Regions from separate parts of the Homo sapiens genome. Here region 2 is linked to region 1. Evidence: chromatin loops called from intact Hi-C (ENCODE). Cell type or tissue: heart left ventricle. All regions are shown on one strand. Each heading gives the region's core, and the rest is flanking DNA. Links, peaks and the distances in the headings are about the cores only. Region 1 overlaps LOC105379133 (a long non-coding RNA gene). Region 2 overlaps SEMA6A-AS2 (SEMA6A antisense RNA 2).

The links. A loop is a pair of places that touch in the nucleus more often than their neighbours do. Peaks named below come from ENCODE experiments on the same cell type or tissue, not always from the same donor. Only the 100,000 strongest peaks of a DNase experiment are listed, where the experiment ranks them.
Region 2: a loop joins it to region 1, with 4 times the contacts of the local background. A loop is called at or near these places in 14 of 110 quality-filtered maps.

What each region holds. Positions count from the first base shown.
Region 1 is chr5:116,783,134-116,793,040 of GRCh38, forward strand. All of the region lies in intron 1 of LOC105379133 (a long non-coding RNA gene), which reads left to right. Among named protein-coding and RNA genes, the nearest start is that of LINC02214, 26 kb to the left of the region's middle. RefSeq lists a silencer at 1,632-1,869. In heart left ventricle, for the core only: no CTCF peak of the experiment used is centred there; no DNase peak of the experiment used is centred there; H3K27ac peaks cover 1,468 bases.
Region 2 is chr5:116,578,159-116,588,065 of GRCh38, forward strand. All of the region lies in intron 1 of SEMA6A-AS2 (SEMA6A antisense RNA 2), which reads left to right. Among named protein-coding and RNA genes, the nearest start is that of SEMA6A, 8.3 kb to the left of the region's middle. RefSeq lists an enhancer at 1-630. In heart left ventricle, for the core only: no CTCF peak of the experiment used is centred there; no DNase peak of the experiment used is centred there.

The DNA.
Region 1 (9,907 bases), core at 751-8,750:
TTGTGTTTTTAGTAGGTACAAGGTTTCACCCTGTTGACCAGGCTTGTCTCGAACTCCTGACCTCAGGTGACCCACCCACCTTGGCCTCCAAAAGAGCTGGGATTACAAGCGTGAGCCACCGTGCCTGGCCCTCCTCACCCCACTTTTAAGCTATTCCATTCCTGTGAGGTAAGCACTATTGCTTTCTTTTTTTCATATATATATATATATATATATATATATATATATATATATATATATGAAAAATGTTGGCTTGCTGCACCCATTAACTCGTAATTTACATTAGGTGTATCTCCTAATGCTATCCCTCTCCCCTCCGCTGACCCCACAATAGGCCCCGGTGTGTGATGTTCCCCTTCCTGTGGCCAAGTGTTCTCATTATTCAATTCCCACCTATGAGTGAGAACATGCGGTGTTTGGTTTTTTGTCCTTGTGATAGTTTGCTGAGAATGATGGCTTCCAGTTTCATCCATGTCCCTACAAAGGATATGAACTCATCAATTTTTATGGCTGCATAGTATTCCATCGTGTATATGTGCCACATTTTCTTAATCCAGTCTATCATTGTTGGACATTTGGGTTGGTTCCAAGTCTTTGCTATTGTGAATAGTGCCGCAATAAACATAGTGTGCATGTGTCTTTATAGAAGCATGATTCATAATCCTTTGGGTATATACCCAGTAATGGGATGGGGTAAGCACTATTGCTTTCTCTATTTTATGGATGTGCATGCTGAGGTTCACAGGGATTTTGTTACGTTTAGTTAGTAGGTGAGCCAAGATGAGACTTGCACTCTTTATTCCAGGAATAACTATCATTTCTGATAGTTATAAGGGTTCTATAGAAAGTGGAGCAAGGGATTTTGTGGGGAGTGGTGGTGTGGTGGTTGGAAGGAGGATGGCTAGAAGGTGGAGATTTAGGTGGTGTGGGAGGTAGTATTTTTAGTAGAGGGCCACTGTTAACCTGTCTAAAAACATTCAAATTCATGTGTTTTCTTTCTTTCCTTCCTTCTTTCCCTCTCTTTCTTTCTTTCTTTCTTTCTTTCTTTCTTTCTTTCTTTCTTTCTTTCTTTTTCTTTCTTCCTTTCCTTTCCTTTCCTTTCCTTTCCTTTCCTTTCCTTCTTTCTTTCCTTTTTCTTTTTTTTGGAGTTGGAGTCTCACTCTGTTGCCCAGGCTAGAGTGCAATGGTGTGATCTCTGCTCACTGCAAGCTCCACCTCCCGGGTTCATGCCATTCTCCTGCCTCAGCCTCTGGAGTAGCTGGGACTACAGGCACACGCCACCACGCCCAGCTAATTTTTTTTGTATTTTTAGTAGAGATTGGATTTCACCGCGTTAGCCAGGATGGTCTCGATCTCCTGACCTCGTGATCCGCCTGCCTCGGCCTCCCAAAGTGCTGGGCTTACAGGCTTGAGCCACTGTGCCAAGCCTCATGTGTTATATTTCTGCTCTGGTCATCATATAGATTCAGCCTGTGCATTTCATGGGATCTTTTGTTGGAAATATTTTTTATTTTACAGATGGAAAACAAACAAAGACCCTAAAACAAAGAGAGGTCACAGGACTTGGTCAGTGTCACACAGCTCAGCTGATTTGTGCAAAGTTGGGGCCAGGATCTAGGTTTCCTGACTTCCAGAACTGAGCTCCTTCTACCACACTACACAGAGTCTCTACCCATGAGCCAGGCATCCTTGATGTGGCAGCAAGCCGGCCCTTCCTGCCTTATGCCGAAGGCCAGGGAACTCAAGCAGGGAGACAGACATCATGTTCTTGAGAGCTCTGAGCCATGTTCCCTGCCAGCACTCTTACCCTAACCATGCAAATAAGGATGAAGCTTATCACAAACTTACAGATTATTTAGGAGGAATCAAGCAGATTTTAGCCTTTGCTGTAAAAGCAGCACACGTGTGTGTGTGTGTGTGTGTGTGTGTTGCGTGTGTGGCAATTAGGCATGGATTTTCCAGGCCTCTAAGGACCTGTGTGTTGTGATGATTCTTTGTGGAGAATGATATACAAAAGGTTTGGCAAGGCCAGTGGTTCTCGGGCCGCATGTGCCATGCAATTCCAGACAGGTCACCTTAGACCAAAACAGTTCTTTTGTCCAGTTCCCAAAAGTTCATCTCTCGGTCTCTATGACAGAGACCTGGAAACACAAACTGGCTTCAAACAAAGCCACTCTACCATGTGTGCTAAACCCTGGCCATTCACATAAGCTGTTGTTTCAGCTCATTTCATCATCTTTGGCTCAATCCTTGGAAAAGTACTTTCATATAATTGAAAAAGCAAAACATTGTATTTTTTCACTATATAAAGAATCACGTTCATTGCAGAAAGTTTACAAATTACTGATGTACACAAAGGAGAAATTTAAATTGCTCTAATCTGACAATAATTATTGGTAAGTTGTAAGTGTAGCCTGGTCTATTTTTTATGCCTGAAGATACTTTTTTAAAATAAAAAAAATTGGATCATACTATAAATAGCTTTGTGACTGGCTAATTTTTATTTTTTTTCCTCCTAATACAATAATAATATCGGAATTTTTGTTGAGTGCTTCTACATCTCAGCTACAAAAATTTTGTAAAACAGCTACTACAATTGCTAGTTTACAGCTGAAGAGACAGAGGCTCTGAGATTAGTTATTCTTCCTCTTCATTCTCTCATTAGATAATCTCATTCTAGGCCATGCCTCACAGTTAATTTATAAATTCTAGCTCAAAAGTTTACTGTCAGCCCTGACTTCCCTTCTCAGCTTTAGACTTATATATCCAACTGCCTCCCTACTTAGTATCTTAATTTGGATCTCAAAAGTGCCTAGGACTCAACTCATCCAAAATTGTGCGTGAGTATTTTGCAGTGGGCAACACAGGAACCTGCCCTAAGCTCCGATCTTAGTCTCTTGGAATCCACGCTTGACTTTCTTGAATTTATTCTTTTTTTTTTTTTTGAGATGGAATTCTGCTCTTGTTGCCCAGGCTGGAGTGCAATGGTATGATCTCGGCTCACTGCAACCTCCGCCTCCTGGGTTCAAGCGATTCTCCTGCCTCAGCCTCCCGAGTAGCTGGGATTAAATGTGCCCACCACCACGCCAGGCTAATTTTTGTATTTTTAGTAGAGATGGGGTTTCACCATGTTCACCAGTCTAGTCTTGAACTCCTGACCTAGTGATCTGCCCGACTCAGCCTCCCAAAGTGCTGAGATTACAGGCGTGAGCCACCACACCCGGCCTTGAATTTCTTCTTTACACAGCAGCCAAAGGATCTGGTCAAAATACGAATTTGGTTACGCTACCATCAATTTATAACACTTAAGTGACTTTCCTCTGCTTTTCAGGGAAAGACCAGAATCTTTAACATGGTCCACAAAGCCAGTTGTAATTGGTCTGCCTCTCTCGCCTCAGTTCACATGGTCTTCTCATGCTCTTCACCCCAACATCCCTGACATGCTTAGTTTATTTAACTAAACTGCAATAAAATTTTGCACTTGCTGTTCCTTCTAACTGGAACGCCCTTCCTGCCACCCTGTTTGTTCTTTGCCTGGATGACTCCTACTTTCTTTTCAGATGTCAGTTCAGCCACCACGTCTGTAGATAAGGTTTCCCTGTGCCTCTTGACCAGGGCAGTTCCCCTGTATTAGTCACTGTTTTAGCACTGTGGGGGCCAAGGCCCATGGACACCTAAAGTTTTGCTAAAAAAATCACTTACATCAGGCAGATCGATTAATGATTCTGTTACATGGAACACATTTTAGATTTCTGGCTGGCTTTGGGAAAGGATGTTCTGGTTTGCATGACACACCTTGGGGAAGAGGGATTCTAGTTTCTGTGGCCAGCCTTGGGGGAGAATGGGACTGAGAGACAGGAGAACAGGGGAAGGTAGGATGAAAACTTTTGCTTCTGAGGCTGCTGCTGAGGCCTTCATTTGGTGGTATTGTTTTCTGAGCCCTGACAGCACCCTGCTATTCTTTTTTGTAGCACTTATCACAGATGTAAACTTATACCTACTTGTGTGATTCTTTAATTGAAGACTATAATTTCATTTAGACTGCAAGCTCCACAAGGGCGCGAACCACACCTGTTTTTATCTACCATTATATCTTTACTGACTAGAGCATTGGTCAGCACATATTTTTTAATAAATAATATATGTTAGATGAACTAGTTGAATGACTTTCCCCAGATAAAATGGCTGAGCCAAAATGGAAGCTAATGTTCTTTCTATTATATATGATAAAATCAGGCAGGTGTAAAGCAATAAATACATGTATATGAGGTATTTACCTAAGAGTTGACCAGGCGCAGTGGCTCAAGCCTGTAATCACAACACTTTGAAAGCCTGAGATAGAGCTCAGGAGTTTGAGACCAGACTTTGTCTCTAAAATAATAATAATAATAATAAAATTAAGAATATACTTTAGCATTCCTATTTCCCAGATTTTCCCAGATTTCTGTCTGAACCCACCTCTGTGAACTCCAACCCTTTCTACACACATAAAAGCAAGGATTTTCATTGCCTGCTGGGGAGAATTTGCTAATGTATCATGGTTTTGATTCATACTTCTTGCAGTAAATATATCCTTTGACTAACACCTAAGCCTTGGGTCAGACACAAGAGAAAAAATGAAAAAGAAAGCATGGTTCTAGACCGCAACGTGGAGAGGTATGAGATCAGAAGCAAAGTGACAGTGAGAGCAAGGGCAAGTTGGAGGTGGTGTGGACAAACAGTGGATAGAAACCAGAGAATATTTAAACTGTAAGGGACTCTAGAAATTATCTAATTTAAAATTCTTATTTTACAGAGAAATAAAATTCTCATTTTATAAAATTCTCATTTATATCACAGCCGAAGTCACACATTTAGTTATTGAAAGCTCCAGGACTAAACCTTATATACCTCCCTTGCAGAGGGTGAAATTCCCAAATACTTATGTTAGCCCATTGACAAGTTCTAATTGAAATGTGTACTATATAGTCCACAAATATTTAGTATGGAAAGTGTAGGAAAAGTAATTTGAAAGCTAGTAAACTCGTAACAACAACAATAATAACAGCAGCAGTAGTAGCAGCAGCATTTTGTGTTTACACAATGTTTTCTTGTTTGAAAAATATTTTTCGGTACTTCCTGTCATGCAATCCTTACAAAACCATTGAGGTAGACAGGGCAGGATTCTTCCTCATATGCTACATATATAGGAGGAAATATACACCCAAGAAGATAACTTGTCCAAAGCCAGCGGCTACTGAATGGTAGATCTCAGCCTCAGATTCAGATTCCTGGACTCCAAGTTTATTGCTGTCATCATTGCCTCTTGCTGCCTGAAGAGGCTTTGTTAAATGTAAAACCTTACACAGCAATTCTCCAAAATCTCCGTGAACTTTCCCACATAGGTGGAGGCTCACCTTCCAAGTTTAAGAGTATATTATGTGGAACCCATATGTAGTGACCCTGATCTTTCCTAGGCTCAGCCCTTCCCTTTCTCAGTATCAGGAAGCCAAATCTCATGGAGCTGTGATTTTGTGCCAAGTTCATCAGGGAGCACTGGATTAAGATTCTCATGTTGACAGCAACTTTGTCTTGTGAAGGTGCACAAAGCCTGCCTTATGCATTCCCTTCACACCTGGGAAGACTGGAGTATATTTCTATTTGTAAACATATATGCCTCAATACATGTAACAAACAAACAGAAATGTAGTTTCTTTGAAAATAATCTACTGTTACCCTTCCATTTCAATCATATGGTGAGTTTTGAATATATTTTTCTTTCCAGAGCCCATGAAAAGGTGTTTATTCTCCCCTTCTCTTTTAACCAGCTGGGTGCCAACATTTTCTTTCCTTCTCTTGATCTGACGTAAGTTCAGTTTTGGCTTCTGTCTGCTATTCCAGCTGGTAACCTGCAGGTAGTTGGATGAAAGAAGCTTTTTCTCAACTCAGGCAATGCACCAAGTCCCAGACACATACACACATATATACACACACACACACACAAACACTGTGGAGTACAATAGTTTGACGTACAGGATGCTCTGCAGAAAGAGGTCAGTTCGCTTCTACCCACAGTCCTCTGTTGGCCAGCTCAAGGCATTAAAACTGGCTGCTATCAGTGCAAATCAGCATCCTGGAAAAGGAAGGTCTAGGTCAAGAGGAAGGAATATCCCATCCTGAGGAAGATAGATTAGATTTGTTTGGTATGATTGCTTGGGGACAGCTTCAAAATTTACAATGCTCTGCAACTCTTAATTTAGCCTGCTATCGGTTTAAGATTACTAACCTGTATTTAGAAGAAAGACACATTCATTATTGTTATTAAGCAATCTAATTTTAGAATTATTACTAGACTAAAACTCAGGAATATAATAATTTTGAGCTAGAAATGTGACTAATAAAGCTGCCCATGTTTCTACATTTGCATATTAAAGTCTGTAATTAAAAGTAAATAGTGAAACAGGAAAACTTCTTTTGGGTAATATGGTAAAGGATGAATTGCTTTTAGCAAATATTGTTTTGATGAATGAGCTACTCAAATGGCAGATTGCCTTTTCAGATGTAATTATATTTCATTTAGATTAGAGACTGACTGTACAGCATGTTCTTTTTATTTAGGCTGGCTAGAGACCAGGGATCACCCCTAGTTATCACAAAGCATGTGCATGGCTGCTTTGGTACAGGTCAACTAGGGATCACCTCAGACTCTGCAAATGTAGAGTCGGAGACAAATGAGATGTTGAAATTAGGTAGCCTCAGGTGACTTCAGTCTACACAAATCTGGTATATAATCATACAGTTTCTTAACATGGCAAATTCTATACCTCCCTGCTTCTTATATGCATACCTCTTTTTTTTTTTTTATTCGCTGTTGTTTTGTTTTCTTGCCTACTTGCTTTGGCTAATACTTCCAAAACAGTGTTAATTAAGGATCATGATTGTAGTAATTTGTGTCTTATTCTTGACTTTGATGAGGAAACTCCTGATTTGCTTTTACTCATTCTGATGGCTGAATGTTTTAAGTTTGTATACACTATTTCTGAAAGTAGCAGCACTTATTGGTAGTCCCTGAAGTGACTTTTTCAGCATTTTATGCCCTACATGGCTTAAGACCTCTGTGGTTCTCAGTCATTGTGGTCTTACCTTCACCAATGTCTAATTAGCTTCGTCTAAGACTCTAGGGCTAGTTTCTAACTTACGTCTGGAGGAACATTTGGGAGTCTGATGTGTGGATTTCTGCCTTATTTCCAAGCCTTACGTTGTACCAAGTTCTGGTAAGTTAATCTCTGTGCTATGGTGACTGTGAACAAGAGGAATTAGGTTCAAATCCTGTTTATTCTACTCACCAGCTATTTGACCTTGGCAAGTTATTTAATTTCTATGTGCTTCCACAAATTAGGATCATAGCAGTACTTGTCTCATAAGGTTATTATGAGCTTTAAATTAAATTATGCATGTAAAAACCTTAGGAGAAAGCTTACCTGCTATCAGTTTAAGATTAGTAAGATACTCCCTAAAGGTTTGTGGTTATTACTACTATTGGAAAATATAGTAGTAATATTTTTATCATCGTTACTAGGGCGCTGCCACCAGTTATTGGGCTCATTTTAGTGGGACACGCCATTACAACATATTGACCTTTGGGATGAAGAATGTTGTTCTTTTTTTTTTTTTTTTTTGAGATGGTGTCTCGCTCTGTTGCCCAGGCTGGAGTGCAGTGGTGCAATCTCAGCTCACTGCAAGCTCCACCTCCTGGGTTCACACCATTCTCCCACCTCAGCCTCCCGAGTAGCTGGGACTACAGGCACCCGCCACCACACCCGGCTAATTTTTTTTTTTTTTAGTAGAGACAGGGTTTCACTGTGTTAGCCAGGATGGTCTTGATCTCCTGACCTTGTGATCCGCCCACCTCGGCCTCCCAAAGTGCTGGGATTACAGGCGTGAGTGCCCGGCGAAGAGTGTTCTTAAATTATCTATTGCCTGACCTCAGGTATCAGTATTCTATCTGCTGGCTAAAACTTTCTTTAAAGACTCAGTTCAGGGTTAAATTCTACTGACCAACTTCTACTTCACTTCTTGTGAGCCTATTCCCATCTAAAACATTTAACTAGAATATTCATAGCTTTTTTTTGTACTTCTTTTTTTCTTTTACAGCACTAATGCACTTATATATTAGTGCTTTTCCAAAAGTGACACTGATTAGTGATAAGGGATATTATCCCAGCTCTGCAAAATCACTGAAACAGAGTTCAAAAACATAAAATTATGTTAATCAATTTGTTCACTTAGCAAATATTCATTTAACTTAGATTCTAGGATTAACACTGTGCCAAGGCATAAAATAAATATATAATAATGTAAGATTTGATCACTACCCTTGAAGAACTTATAGTTTAGTTGAATAAGACAATGACCGTGGTTGTCCAAGGCAAAGCTGTGGAAGTGAAGGTGTGGATGAACAGCTTAGTAGGGAAGTGAGATTTGAGTTGAATCATGCAACTTTTAAAGAGAGTACAATGAGTTTTGAATGAATTTTTCGAGTCCATGAAAAAGCATTAGCTCCTTTCAATTAGTGAATGTCAACATTTTCTTCATCTTTCTCTTGAACTGAAGAAAGAGAAGGGCATTCCTGTTGGGGTACCAAGACTGGCAGTAGATTCCAATTTGGTGATATTAATTATAATTAATGCAATTAACTCAATTGATTTATTCAGCTACCCTTGCTCTACTTTCATGATTTTCCCGTTTCTGCATATTACCTGCATTATTACTTACTTAATAATTTTCTTTAAATCCCTGTTTTGTGTTTAAGTAAACTTATTTTTTGTTATTATTATCTTAAGTAGAAACATAGTATATCTTGCTAGTAAAAAGAGATAACAACAAAGTATATACATGACTGTTTAATTTAAATTCTAAAACGTTTATCTATAAACCATTTAGAATTGTCTCACATACCACTGGTGGGGAACCCTGACCTTGCCATTCTACTGTCCCTATGGGAAGGAGCACTGAATGGTTGATGGAAGTTTATTTTTTACTTTTTATTTTTATTTTTTTGAGACGGAGTCTTGCTCTGTCGCCCAGGCTGGAGTGCAGTGGCGCGATCTCGGCTCACTGCAAGCTCCGCCTCCCGGGTTCATGCCATTCTCCTGCTTCAGCCTCCCCAGCAGCTGGGACTACAGGTGCCCACCACCACGCCTGGCTAATTTTTTTTTTTGTATTTTTAGTAGAGACGGGGTTTCACTGTGTTAGCCAGGATGATCTTGATCTCCTGACCTCATGATCTGCCTGCCTCAGCCTCCCAAAGTGCTGGGATTACAGGCATGAGCCACCGCACCCGGCCAGAAGTTTGTTTTTTAATACTGCTTGACATTTCCACACTCCTCTAATTCTACTTACCTACCATCACTCTATCTTTTACTTTGTCTTATTTTCTTCATAGCATGTTTCATTTCCTAAAATCATATTATTTATTTATTTCCTTTGCTTATCTGTTTTTTATGACTAGAATATAGATTCCATGTGGGCAAGGATTTTGTCTTGATTACCTCCATTCCCCAGGGCCTGACATATATTAGGCACTCAATTTCAGGAGTTCCATGGCAATATGGTGAGAAACTGCTGTGATGCAAAAATCTGGGTTGGACCAAATAACTCTGTTTGCTAACTTAATACTTTATTACCGGATTTTTTTTTTCTTTCATGTCTTTTATTGTTTACTATGACTTTGGGCTTTGTTTATCCAACTGGGTTCCTGGACCTTTTTACTTCTCTGAGCCTATCGATTTTCAGAACTTTGGGCTCTACTTTCTTGCATTCATTTACTTCTCTATTTATTTATTTATTTTTTGAGATGGAGTCTCGCTCTGCTGCCAGGCTGGAATGCAGTAGCGCAATCTTGGCTCGCTGCAACCCCTGCCTCCCA
Region 2 (9,907 bases), core at 877-8,876, 200 kb before region 1:
GTGTGGCGGAAGATTAAAATAAAGCAGAAAGATAAACTCAGGTTCTCTGCAAAGACCACATCTAGCTGTTTGATCAGAATCTCTGCTTTGAGACAAAAAGGAGTAATGAACTTGGGAGAAGAAGGGGCTGCTGCTACTCACAGTTCCTTGAGGGTTCATGGGGGCACACTTGGGGAGCACAGTTTGTACATTCAGGCCATTATAATTTATAATCAAGAAATCTATCTGTACCCTCAGCCCCTTCTCCAAAGTTCCCTCCACCTCTTTGCCTTAAGTCAGTGGTTTTAAAATCCACTTGCACATTAGATGACCAGGGGAGCTCTTCAGTGATGCAAATCCCCAAGCTCAAGATTCTCATTCATCAGTAAGGACTGGGACCTCGGCATGGGTAGGTTTTAAAACTCCATAGATGATTCTCATTTGCAGCCAGGGATGAGAACCACTGCCACAATAAATCCTGGCTGTATTCTAGACCAATTACTTTTCCCTAGCCTTTTTCTTGTGGGGGCTGTTTCTTCTTCTTGTCCGTTTATTCCTCTTCACAAAGAAAGGTCCGTATCCTTGCTCCTCATGCTGCTTTCAGGCCATTTCTCCTCCTCTAAAAACCTCTGGCTGACTTTGGTAGCTAAACTCTACAAATACATTTGTGGTCTCATTTTATCCGATTCTTCAAAGACTTATTGTCCTCCTATGTGTCCCTCCACCTGTCATGACTCATGGTAGTGTTAACATCCATATAACCACTGACCCTCTGGCTTTTCCATTTCTTGCCTTCCTCATCTATGCTGTCTTTCTACTCCCCTCCTCCACCTACTCCAGGCTTCATTCTGGGCCTTATTATCAAAAATGCCCCATCTTCCAAATCACTAATTCTGACATCCTGCTTTCCAATCACTTCTTCTCCTTCAATCTTCCTTGCTCATGCACCCCCCTGCATTCACTGATTTCTTGAGGACCTCCAGATTTTGAGTTTTGCTTCTCTCTCGATCACCTATTCCCTCCTTATTTCATTCCTCTCTATGTCTAGCATAGCTTCATAGTATCAGTCCCTCTCTCTTGCAAATACTTTCAATTCTGTTGCTCCTCTATCTTTGGTCAACATCTATCTGACTAAAAGCTAGTTCTGAAGTATGTAAACATCAGCCGTCTCTGCTTCTGAACTGGGCAGCTGAAGCCTGCTGGAAAAAAAAATGTAGATAGATTGTTATCAACCTCAATCTCATCCAAAGCACCGCCTTATCTCAGTTCGTTTCTAACTTTCTCCCCGTAATCAGATATCTCACACTTCATACCTCGTACTTCCCTGAAAAAAACGCAGTCCATCAGAAGGGAACATTTTTGCTTCTGTACTCATTATTTTTTCTTTCTTTCTTTCTTTCTTTCTCTCTTTACTTTCTTTTCTTTCCTTTCTTTTTCTTTTCCTTTCTTTCTTTTCTTTTCTTTTCTTTTCCTTCTCTTCTCTTTTCTTTTCTTTCTAGATGGAGTTTAACTCTTGTTGCCCAGGCTGGAGTGCAATGGCACAATCTTGGCTCACTGCAACCTCTGCCTCCTGGTTCAAGCGATTCTCCTGCCTCAGCCTCCCAAGTAGCTGGGATTGCAGGCACCTGCCACCATGCCCGGCTAATTTTTGTATTTTTAGTAGAGACGGGGTTTCACCACTTTGGCCAGGCTGGTCTCGAACTCCTGACTGCAGGTGATCCACTCGTCTTGACCTCCCAAAATGCTGGGCTTACAGGCGTTAGCCACTGTGCCCGGCCTGTACTCATTATTTTCTAAGTGTCTCTTCTTATGAAGGAGGCAGTGTCCCTCCTCCAGTAGGAGGCCAGTCCCTCCTTATGTTCCCAATAATTCACAGGTTCTCAGAAATTCTGTCCTATTGTCTCCAGACCCTCTCCTGCATCTGCCCATCAGCATGTAAGCAAGCTTCGGTCTTTCCCATCTTAGAAACAGTCCGCCTTGGTCGCCGGGTGTGGTGGCTCACGCCTGTAAACCCAGCACTTTGGGAGGCCGAGGCAGACGGATCACGAGGTCAGGAAATCAAGACCATCCTGGCTAACACGGTGAAATCCCATCTCTACTAAAAATACAAAAAAATTAGCCGGGCATGGTGGCAGGCGCCTATAGTCCCAGCTACTCAGGAGGCTGAGGCAGGAGAATGGCGTGAACTTGGGAGGTGGAGGTTGCAGTGAGCCGAGATTGCACCACTGCACTCCAGCCTGGGCGACGGAGCGAGACTCCGTCTCAGAAAGAAAAAGAAAAAGATAAAGAAACAGCCCACCTTGGATCCCATTTCTTTCAAGCTACTCTCTTCTCTCCTCTCTTCCAAAGCCAGACAGCCCCAGAGATTGTTGATAACCAGTGCTGCCACTTCGTCCTCTTTCATCTACTCAATCCCCTTTTGCTAGTCTTCAGTGACATTCATGACAGTAAATACAGTGGGTATTTTAACGTTTTCATTTTATTTGAATTATCAGCAACAATTGTTTCTTGTGACATACTCTCTGCTCTTGGCTTTGATGACACACTACTCTCTCTTGGTACTCCTCTCACTTTTTTTTTAACTTAGTTTTTCTTTTGAGGAAATTGAAACATTGTCAAAGAATAATATAACCAACATCCCAATTTTCATTACTCAGAATTAATGACTGTTAATATTTTGTCATTTTTGTTTACTGTCTGTATTTTAAGAAATAAAACATGGTGGATAAAACTTAACTTCCTCATCATCAACATCTCTTTCTTACTCTCATTTTCTTTTTTTATAAGTAATGATATTATGAGTTTTCTGTGCATCCTTACATTTTGTTTCTGTACTTTCACATATACCATATGTATCTGTAACCAATATATAGTAATATTTTTGGTTGCTTTTTCTCCCAAATTAACATTAAATTCTATTCTCTCTTGTCCTCTTATTCATTCTCCAGATTGTAGTCTAAGTGATCTTTGAGAGATGCACATCTGATCACATCAAGCCTCTCTTAAAACACCTCAGAGGCATCCATAGACACCCCTAAACCCTAATACAGCCTTAACATTGTGCATGATTAGTTTCTTGCCTACCTCTCTGGTCTCATTTCTGCCGTGCTCCCATCACTGTCTCCCTTTCTTGCAGCATCACTGGTGTTTCAGTTCCTGGAAAGCTCCATGTTTCTTGTTTGTAACTACAGGCCTGCCCTTGTGCTCCTGCCTGGAATACTGGAACTTCCCCTCTCCCTGTTTACCAGACTAACCTCTACTCATCCTTCAATGTCCCTGCCTCCAACAAGACTTCCCTGATAGTCTAGAATAGATCATATTCTCCATTATGTATTCTCAAAGTACCCTGTGAATTTACCTCATAGTGCATATCAGACATTACAGCTAGTATTAATATTTGGTGCAATTATTTGTTGAATGCTTCTCTTTCCTGTTAGATCACAAGTTTCTCAAGTCTTCGGACTATATCTCTGTCATTTATCTTGTATCTCCAGCACTTAACTGAGAGTAAGGGTACATAAGTGAGGGCATGAGTTAGTGAAAGCAATTAGTTCCTTTTCAAGGATTCAGTAGGATAAGGAATAGATCCTTGGATGGAATAGGACCATTTAAAAAGGAAAAGGGGAAAAAAAAAACTCTAGACATATATCATGCTCTTCAGATTTTGAGATTCCAGTTCTAAGGATAAACAAAATCTAGGCTTTCTCCCAACACAGAATTTCGACTATAACGTGTCTAATTTGCTTTTTGAATGGGGAGAAAAAGATTTATGGATGAAAGTGACGAGTAAATATAACAATTTCAAAAACAAGATGCTTAAAAATAAGATGCAATAAGAATATAAATAGAACTCTAGAAGGCTTGTGGAAGGAGATAAACTGCAATTTGAATTCACTGGGAACAATGTCAGAGCATCTCCAAGGACCAGCTCTCCCAGCAAGCTAGAGTTTGCTAACAGTGATTTACTGTCTGCCCCTCCATGAATAGCTTCATGGTGGGACCCCACCCTGTGTATAACAATCATTCCACTGTACCACAGTGGAGTTTGTCTCCATTCACTTCTGATATCAAATTATTGTTTGGGAAATTAAGAGAATGTTAGATGAGAAATAAGGTAATGAATGAACAATACATGTTAAGTAAACCAGAAGTCCATTTTTTTCCTCCACAAAAGCTCTTTACATTTAGTTGAAATCTCTAGTTATGTAACACAGAGTAAAGACTGTGTTTGGCCCTGTTTTCTTCTTTCTGTTGCAAAATAACTTCTTTTAATTGCCCCACCTACTAATATTTAGACTTAAAGATATCTACTGGGATGTGAGTTTGTTTAAAAATGCAGTTACCTAAATGTAATTTATACTTTTCATAACCAGATAAACTGGTTGATTAAGTACCACTTTGGAATTTGCTATTTGGCCAAAAGAATGATGAAAATTAAAATATACTTGTTTTTGAGAACTGCCTTTCAAGGCCTTTGCTTCCAGGTAGTGAAAGCCCTACTAGAAGAGAAGATTGTTCTGGCACATGCTTAAATATAAAACTATGCTTCAATTTGTTCCAATTCTAGTTTTTAGATTATGTGAGAAAACTCTGTACTGATATCAACTGAAAGATTTTTCCAGGCTGTTTATTATAATGAATGTGTATTTAAGAGTAATTTTATAACCAGAGAAATGAAGACAACTAAGGATGTTTTGTTTGCTTTAACATTGAAACTTTAAAACAGAAGACAGCTGTTTTAAACATCTAAACTTAGGCTGGATAATTGGGAACAATGAATGTTCTTAAAAAAGTGATATGCTTGGATCTAAAGTACGTTCTTAATGAAGTATAAAAAACTACATTGTTGAATATAAATTTATCATCTGAAAACTCCCCTGTATATATAATTATAAAATACAAGGATGGTTTCCCAATATCTTAACTTGATCTTGAATTTTGGATTTTGTGCCTGGGACAAGTCTCTAGTTAATTGTCCTATAAAATACTGACTAAACAGCTAGATTTAAGAGTGTTTTCAGATATAACTTTTTGTCTGGAATGAGCTTAAATGATACATTTCAAAATAAGTTATATATAATACAGTACTTTCCAAAGGTTTCAGATTATTCAGTCACTAGTTACCAGTGCCTGATTTGTACTTCACTAAATATAAGACAAGTGGAACAACTGATGTCAGTTTCTTTGTGAAACCTCTTAAATATATCTTTATTCATAACCAAGTACTTATTAACATAAACTAGAATGTTACATTTTAATATTTGAACTGAAAACCTACACACCTGTTTTCTTAAAAACTACTGTATTGTGTAATTTAATTGTATTATTAAGACTCTTATAAAAACATACATGTTGATTTCCTCATAATTCCTCTCCCTTTCTTTGCATGCCTCAAAGCAATTGAGTCATTTCCTTTCTCCCAGTCACCTTTTAAAGCCTTTACTTCTGTTGAAGCAAACTTTTGAAAGTCCCTAAACCTTTACTCCTCCTCACTGTTACTGTTCCCTTCTATTCTCTGCTTTCTGAACAAGATTGCAGACTTGGATTTTTAAGTTATTACAGTCCAATGTTTGACTTTTTTTTTTGGCTAGATTCCCTTGCTTTAGGGAATTTCCTCTTTTTGTTTAATTCCTTAGTCAATACATTACTTTTTTAGGTTTTTTTTTTTTTGTAATCTAGTTAGCAGTTTTTCTTACAAAACACAGCAAATAAACTTTAATAAGATGGTGTATGACAGTGTTAATTCACTAACTATGGATCAAGAATTAGCCTTAGACTCTCATGTTCCTTTCAGTGCATTGTTGATGAAGGTGACTCAAGATGGAGTGATACTTATGAACATTGCTTCTCCTGATCATGTAACAACATCCTCCTTCCGTCTGCTCAGACCTCACAATCTTGAGCTGTCCTTGACTCCTCCTTTTTTCCCATTTGTCACATCCAATTCATCAGCAAATCCTGTTAGCCTACCTTCAAAATATATCCAGAGTCTGATCACTTCTCCGTTTCACCATTATCTCGCTGGTCCACACCACCATCATTTTCATCTGGGGTTGTGCAATAGCTTTAAAACTGGTCTCCCTGCTTCTGAACTTACCTCACTAGAATCTAATCCCAAATAGCAGCCAGAATAATCCTTTAATTCATTCATTAAAATCATGTCCATCCTCTGGTCACAATCAGTGTAAAAGCCAAAACCCATACCACCTGGCCACTTTTGCAGCTCTCAGGCTTTGTCTTCTCCACTTTTCCCCCTCGCTCACTCTACTCTGGCCACCCTGCCTCCTGCCCATTCCCACCTCAGACTCTTGTTTCTCCCTCTTCCTGCAAAACCATTTCCTCAGATATCCATAGGGCTCACTCCATCATCTCCTGCAGGTCCTTGATCCAGCGTCAGTGTCTCAGCCAGGCCTTCCCTGACCACATAAATAGCAACTCCCCATACTTCTTCCTACTCCCCTTACCCTATTCTACTTTTCTTCATAGCACTTATTGCTATCTGACCTTGTATGTATTTACCTGTTTGTTTAATGCCTGTGTCCTACCACTTAGTGGTAAGCTGCATCGGGGCAGAAATGGACTCCTTCATTAGCCACCATAACCCCAGCAATTAGAACAGCACCTGGCACATCCTATACCTGCAGTCAATATTTGGTGAGTGAATGAGTGAATAACCACACCTTACCACATTTAATGCCAATCACATTAAGACCACTGAGGCATGTACTATAAACTAGGTAATATTTAAAACAAATGAGCAGCTTTCTGTCAAGAAATGCTCCCAAATGTAGAGGTTTTTAAAAATGTACTTTATTTGTCTAATGTTGCAGTAGACAGCCTGTGGTACTTTTTTTTTTTAATCCACTTTGTTGGATGATGCTACTTGCTGGTTACTTCAGAAGGTCACTTCCACAGACCACGAGGAAAAGGAGAGCTAGCTTTATGTCATCGCCTCCATCTAGGCATCTATGATCTATGTTAGTCAGCTGGAGCTGCTAAAACAAAATAACACAGGCTTCATGGCTTAAACAACAGAAATGGATTTCCTCAAAATTCTGGCGACTAGAAGCCTAAGATCCAGGTTCTGGGCAATTTGTGTTCTGGCAAGGTCTCTCTTACTGACTTACAGTTCAACACCTTCTCACCATGTCCTCACATGGCTTCTCTTTGATGCATGAGAGCAGAGAGAGAGGGATGTTGAGAGAGAGAGTTAGTTCTCTGGTGTTTGTTCTTAGAAGGGTACTAATCCCATAGAATCAAGGCCCCACCCCATGACCTCATTTAAGCTTCCTTACTCCTAATACAGTCACACTGGAGGTTAAGGTGTCAACATATGAAATTTGAGAGAACACAAACATTGAGACCTTAACAGCCTCCCTTTCAGGCGTAGCTGAGTCCTGTGGTATCCCAGGCCCGCTCTTGCCTGGGCTGGCTTACATAAAGGAGGGGCCGGGAGGGCTAGTGGCTTGAATCTCACATTCAGAAAAGTTCTCTAATGATCTATTTTGACCTTTTCTTCAAATAATGTTCACATACACCATATACATTAAAATGTTATATATAACGTATTTATATGTATATGAAATATATAAAAAAATGCATAACATACATACCCCAAAGCATTGCATTTTTATTTTACAAATTAAATATTAATATTTGCACAGGTGAAGCTTGTTTTAGCACTTCTTATTTTTTCATGGAATGGAAGGATGAAAGGTCTGGCCCTGTCTCAATGTCAGAGAGTCCTTTCCTTCTAGATTTGGGCACAGTGTCCACCAAGCTGGCCATCCTTATTAACCTTATCATCCCAACATTGACCCTTCCTGGCAGAAATTCTTTCCTATGTTTTGATGTCTATACAGCTGTGTGCTTCTTGTCTCCTAATTGTGACTCCCACCCATCTCTTGCCTTTCAAACCTCCTTTTTATAGTCTTTTCTTCTCTGGGGCTTCTCCAAAATGAACAAGGTCTCCCATATCCTCAGTGTCTTCACTGACTCATCTTTCTATCTCCTACTTCACCCCTACTATGGCAGGCAAAAGGATCCCAAGCACTTTGTGGCCATTTTTGGGTGACAAGGACTTTATCAGTTGTCAGGGTAGATGCAAAAACATGAAACCTGCTCCACCACGATGGAGTTCACAGAGAAGCCCCTACAGGGGCACAGAGACCTGGTTCTATAAAATGAGGGGCTCTGCTGAGACGTTGTTTGGCTCTTGGGGAGGCAGCATATGTGTGAAAAAGCAAAGGCTTGAGACCTAGAAAATCCAGGTGAGCCCAGGCAACCCTGAGCTTCTTTTTTTCTTTTGAGATTATGTGTCTGAAATCTCCAAGCCATAAGTGTTTGGAGTACAAAAAGGACCCTAGTGAATAAACATGGCAAGCATGCTCTTGAAGCTTTATGGGGGAATGTGTGATTTCCCCATCAATTGTCCCAGTGTCTTCTGCATTGGCGTAATTCAGGCCTGGGGTCAACTTTCCAGGATGACTGTGAGAGAGCCCATAATTGAGGCTCACATTTCCTTGGAATCAAACCGGGGTGTGGGGATCAAGGTGCTTGCCACAGACACCTTGCAACTTTCTTTGATAATGAATTTGGGACAAAGACTCTATTTTAAAAAATACACACGAGAAAAGTAGTGATAATGGAAAAGAGAAGATAAACTGAAAACATGCAAAGTTTTAAAAAAGACAAAAGTAGGAGATTATCAAAGCAGCACCCTTCTGGCCTGAAATCTTCCCCAAACACTGAAACAATGGCCGTGTGGATACTGTTCAAAGAGCTTTGGAGTGTTATCCCATTCAGTTTTTATAATAATGATTCTAATATGTAAGTATTTTTATGATTTTCATTCAACAGACAGGGCAAATGAGGCAACCAAATATTAAGAAGACTTGGCCAAAATTTTATAGGTGTGAAGTAGCGAGGCAGAGTCAGCACCCACACACCTACTGCTCTGCGTGCTCAGGCAAAGAGGGTACGCGTCTTCTATGCAGTTGGTTCCTTGTTTCAGCCCTTTGGGAAAATACACATAAGTCCAAAATGTCTTTGAGGCATGTGGCGTTTAAGGTTACCGCTAATTTAACAAAATATAGGTTGGTCCAAAATGTGTGTAATGTTATGGCAAATCTTTCTCTAACACAATTTTAGCAAATTGTTTACATTTAAATGTGTACTCATTCAAACAAAAACCAAATTATAGGAAAATCTTAATTACAAAGGAGATAAAGCAGAGGTTGGTAATTTGATTTATGAAAACGATTATTTGCTTTTGAGAGGGATCAATGTTGAAGAAAGCTCTTGATTCAGGCTTAATGTCTAACCTGACTAAAATTATACTTACAACCTATGTCTGTTGCATGAAGAATGAATGCACCATAGGTTCTGCGCTTCCAAGTGTGTGGTCAATTTCTTCGGGACAGTGTTGGGCATGGCCGTGTACACCAGTTGATTTTCCTCTTGAGCTGGTTCCAGAAACAGTGAAATACAAAAATGTTTTCTCTTCTTAGAGTATGAGCTTCTAACAACAACAACAACAACAACAAAAATCAACCTCCTGCACTGGGATAACTGACTATCCACTTGGAAAATAGTAAACTTAATTCCTATCTCACGCCACTTTGGGAAATAAATTTCAGATGGATTAAATATCTAAAAGTAAAAGAACAACAAAAACAAAATATCAGAGTTAAAAATATGAGGGTTTAATGAGTACATGAGATAATGCAATTATGATCTTGGGGGAGAGAAAGCCTTTTTAAGACACTAAAAGCAAAACCTGTAAAGGAAAAAAATAGAAAGTGTGACTATTTCCAAAATAAAAATTTTCCAAGGCAAAATATACCATAAATAAAGTAAAAAGAAGGCACATTAAGAGAAAATATTTGCAACCTAATTTGCAGACAAAGGATTAGCATCTAGAATATAT